2 separate regions of the Homo sapiens genome follow, and region 2 is linked to region 1. Evidence: chromatin loops called from intact Hi-C (ENCODE). Cell type or tissue: endothelial cell of umbilical vein. All regions are shown on one strand. Region 1 overlaps COL23A1 (collagen type XXIII alpha 1 chain). Region 2 overlaps COL23A1 (collagen type XXIII alpha 1 chain).

What was found. Hi-C counts contacts between places; a loop is a spot of excess contacts. Peaks named below come from ENCODE experiments on the same cell type or tissue, not always from the same donor. Only the 100,000 strongest peaks of a DNase experiment are listed, where the experiment ranks them.
Region 2: a loop joins it to region 1, with 10 times the contacts of the local background. A loop is called at or near these places in 2 of 110 quality-filtered maps.

What each region holds. Positions count from the first base shown.
Region 1 is chr5:178,495,292-178,497,791 of GRCh38, forward strand. All of the region lies in intron 2 of COL23A1 (collagen type XXIII alpha 1 chain), which reads right to left. Among named protein-coding and RNA genes, the nearest start is that of COL23A1, 94 kb to the right of the region's middle. In endothelial cell of umbilical vein, no CTCF peak of the experiment used is centred here; a DNase peak (open chromatin) is centred at 1,540; H3K27ac peaks cover 1,592 bases.
Region 2 is chr5:178,546,953-178,549,452 of GRCh38, forward strand. The region is part of intron 2 of COL23A1 (collagen type XXIII alpha 1 chain); the gene reads right to left. Among named protein-coding and RNA genes, the nearest start is that of COL23A1, 42 kb to the right of the region's middle. In endothelial cell of umbilical vein, no CTCF peak of the experiment used is centred here; no DNase peak of the experiment used is centred here.

The sequences.
Region 1 (2,500 bases):
TTCAGAGAGGATGAATTTGGGTTACAGAGGTTAATATTCTGCTCATGGTGAGAATCATAAGTGATCAAAGTCAAGGGCATAGAGGATGGTCTGACATAGCCCCAGACCTGAGGCCAATCGTGAACTTCAGTGAGGGAAAGACCCAGAGGCACTACTGGAATGAATGAATTAATGAATGAATGTAAGAACATTTAAACTTAACAGCCCGAATCCTCTGGAGAGATGCTAGATGCCACTCTGAGATGGGGGAGAAGGGTGGGGAGTTGACTGTAGGGCACCAATGCATGGAAAACAGACTGGGAAGGAATTTGCTAGCCTCAGATTATGAGGGAGGCTAGAACCATAGGGATGGAAGAAGCTGGTCAAGGAGAGTGGGAAGGGGGAGGAAGGAGAGAGGGCACGGGGACCAAGAAACAGCAAGCTGCAATATGAAAATAGTGGGGGCTGAGCTAGAGAGGCTCAGGAGACAGGGTAAGTAAAAGATGGGAAGGAATCCCCATAGCATTGACAATGGTTAACATCTGTGAATGCTTTCTAGCCGTTCCAAGCACCTTCCCTATATTGAGTCTTTTAGTCCTCATGACAACTTTGGGCAATAGACACTATTACTTTTCCTATTTTTCAGATGAGAAAACTACAGCCCAGAGAGGGAAGTAACTTTGCTGAAATAAGTAAGTCTATGGTAAGTGGCAGAGAGATACGAACCAGGCAGTCGAGCTCCAAACCCATGTTCTTAAGTGCTTCATTTCACCCCTTTGGTCAGAAGGGATAGTCAATAACTGAATCAACGCATGGGACAGGGTAGGAGGCAGGATTCTCACTGAACGAGCTTGTCCAGGGTACCTGAGTGCTGCCATCCATAATATGAGGGATTAAAATACCGACCCCCTTTCACCTGCTGGGAACAGAATGTGTGTTAGTATACTCTCAACTCTCTGGGGAAATGTCTTAGTATATACACGGTTTAGTTTTTAATCTTAAACAAGATGAGGCCCCGAAGCCACTCACTCTGCCCCTGCTCCACAATGAAGGGAAAGGGAGGTAAATGGAGACTCCAGTTCAGAACAGTCTGGACACAGCTGCCCATGAGAAAGAAGGGCAGAGAAAGGAATGCCTTCTTGTTCTACGGGAAGCCACGCTCACTTACTCATGTCTTAGGGATGAAGCTTCAGAAGTTGTAGCCGGACTAATTTGCATAAATATTTCAGATTAATCTTTTTTGATATTTTAAGAATACATGGGAAGAAAATGTAAATGTAAAATATTTATAAACTTTAACTTATTTTACTTATAACTTGCCTCTTCCCATAAAAGAGCTATTTAGGTAGATATGCTATAAATGTTACTATAGACATACAAGTAGAAATCATGACTATGACAAAGAGGAGGAAGCCCATTCTAAGGACTAAACAAGCCAATATGATTTGGCATCTGTTTTTAATCAATGACTGCTTCCTGGCAGCTTGGGCAAAAAGGGAAATAAGATGTATTACAAAGCTCTTGCCATAGACAGAGGAAGTAGGCTAATCCCTCTGGCAAAACAAAGCTTTTCCTGGCACTCAATTCTGAAAGAAATTTCTCATGTGAAATCTTACATAAAAAACACAGTGACTAATAGCCTTCTGAAACATGGGAGCGTGAGACCTGATTTTTAAGGCCCAGTGGCTTCATTGGGCCTCTCTGAGAGGATCCTTGTCCTCCTGAGACACATTGTCTTAAGCTCCTAGAATTCCATTTGGTTTCCTGGCTGAGGACTGAAAAATCTCATCTCAGAACTCTACGTCTGGTATAATGGCTGTCACGGTGTTCTGTGGATAGGAAACACTCTTTGAGTCAGTACTGCTACCAAAAGAAGCAAATGGTTTGTCAAGGATCCCACCCACTACATAGAAAACAAAACCATGAGCTGTGCAGTGCCAGAGCAGCAAGGAACCTGAGGAGCCACGCGGTCCTAATGGCAACAGAGGCATCGCTATCAGGACACAGAGCCTCAAGTCAACAGCAAAGGAAACTGGGCTGGAATGTCCAGCTTTGCTGCATCAAGATCCTCAGAAATGGCTCATATAGTTCCACAGCAGTGTATCCCCAGGGCTGCTGGCCGTTGGAGAAGCAAATCTGACCTGGAGGAAAAATTCTCCAATTTAGAGTAAGGAGTCCCACAAATGATGGTCAAGCAATGAGCTCATAATCAAAGATTAACGTGGAAGAAGGCAAGGCCCTGTGGATGAGAGTCAGGAGAAACAAGAAGCAACAAAGATGTCTCTCCTCCATACCGAAATGACCAGAAATGGAATTACAGAACAGCTACACATAAAATGTTTACAGAAACATGTAATCACAAAGATAAGGAAACAAGAAGAGACTACGAGGACTGAGTAAGAAGTTTTGGGGGAAATGTAGCATCTATACACAAAAAGTATAATGGTTGAAATAAAAACATTTAATGGGTGAGTTAAATAGGAGATTAGATAAAGCTGAAGAATTAATGAACTGGAACATA
Region 2 (2,500 bases), 52 kb after region 1:
AGGGCAGAGAAGCCGGAGGGAAGCCGCTCGCATGCAGAGTGGCCTTCCAAGCTTGGGGGGCATCCTTCTGGGAGCGCCTGGGTCCACAGAGCTCCCAAACTCTGCTCAATTCAGGCAATTTGGGAAGTAAAACAGGAAATGTCAGCTGCAAAAGGTAGAGAAGGCTTTTCAGGGAAGGTATTTCCAAACTATTTCCCCGTAGGGAATACATTTCCGTGACACTGAGTGGCAAGTACCCCGACAGTATCTGATTCACGCCAGCACCGAGCTAAATGCAAATGACTTTCAATCATCAGCCCCTGGGGCACACTCGGAACTCAGCAGAGCCGAGCCCTGGCCCAAGTCACCTCTATGACCGGCAGTGAGAAAAAAGGCGGGTGGCGAGAACATGGGAAAGAACATGGGTAAGAATATTGGCTCTCCTGGGCCAGATTTTGGACTTGATAGTCCCCATAATCACGTGAGCCAATTCCTTCAAATAAATCTCTTTATGCATGCACGTGTGGGCACACACACCCACACACCCACACACACACCCACACATCCCCATACACACCCCCACACCCACACACTCACACCCACAAACACACCCACACACCCCCATACACACCCCCACACACACCTACACCCACACCCCCACAACCACCCACACACACACCCCCCACACACACCCACCCACACCCCCCCACACACACACACCCCCCATACACACCCCCCACACACCCACCCCCCACACACCCACACACACACCCATACACACCCCCCACACCCACACACCCACCCCACACACCCCCACACCCACACCTATACCCACATACCCACCCCCCACACACCCCCCACACACACTGACACACACCCCCACACCCACCCACCTACACACCCCCACACCCACCCACCTACACACACCCACACCCACACCCCCATACACACCCACACCCCACACCCACCCATACACACATCCCACACGCACACTTACACCCACACCCACCCCCCACACACACCCACACACCTACACCCACATACCCACACCCACCCCCCACACACCCCCATACCCACCCACACACACCCACCCACAAACACACCCACCCCCACACCCACACACACATACCCCCCCTCACCCCCACACACACACCCTATTGGTTCTGTTTCTCTGGGGAACCTTGGCAAACTCTGTAAAGAACAAAGAGGCCTGCTGGACTCTGGGCTAAGGAAGGCAGCCAGCATAGCAGCATCACTCCCGGCACCGTGTGTACAGATGTAGTCAGAATCACTGTGACAAATGCCCACTCCGGCCGGGCCCTGCACTGCTGCCTCCACCTTTTTTGGGCCATTTAATCCAAGGGCTGATTGCATATCTCCTCTCATATGTCCCACAGTCATGCCAAAATTAACAGATCTCAACAAACTCTTAATCGTCCCCATCCTGGTCCTGCTCTCATCCTGGCAAGTGGCACCAGTGAGTTCCCAACTCAAAAATCTGGGCATCATCCAAAAACCGGGAGTCACCCGATCTTCCCTCTCCCTTGCTCCCCCTCACTCAGTCCACCTCCACGTCCTGCCAATGTCCTGTGGGGATCCCTATCCACATCCTTTGCCTATTCTTTTTTTTTTTTTTTTTTGAGACAGAGTCTCATTCTGTCACCAAGCTGGAGTGCAGTGGCGCAATCTCGGCTCCCTGCAACCTCTGTTTCCCATCTTTGCCCATTCTTTACTAGAGCCTCTGGCTTGTCCTTATTCTTGTATAAGAGCACTTTATATCTCATGCATATTAACTATGTATTTGTTGTATGTGTTGAAATTGTTTTTTCATTTTGTCACTTATTTTCAAACTTAAGGTGGCATTTGCTTTCTATACAGAATTTTTAAAAATGTCCATCAAGGCTTTTTAATAGCAAAAACAACAAAAACTTAAATAAAAATAAATGTCTATCAGCAGCAGACGAGATGAATAGTAGTATGTTCATACACTGCGATGGCATGCTGCAGTGCTCCATTGTAGAAACGACAGTCACAGGAAATGACTAGACCTGCAAGCATCCATACAAATACTTCTTTTTTTTTGAGATGGAGTCTCGCTCTGTTGCCCAGGCTGGAGTGCAATGGCACGATCTCGGCTCACTGCAACCTCCGCTTCCCAGGTTCAAGCAATTCTCCTGCCTCAGCCCCGAGGAGCTGGGATAACAGGCGCATGCCACCACACCCGGCTAATTTTTGTATTTTTAGTAGAGACGGGGTTTCACCATGTTGGTCAGGCTGGTCTCGAACTCCTGACCTCAGGTTATCCACCCGCCTCGGCCTCCCAAAGTGCTGGGATTACAGGCATGAGCCACCATGCCCGGACCCATACAAATACTTCTTGAAAAAAAAAATGAAGGGATAAAACAGATGAAAAGACACACAAATAACAAGTAGTAGGACAATAAAATATATTGCCATGGTACACATATTTAATAAAATATAATATACAGAAAACATGCAGAAAAAGTATAGCTACCAACTC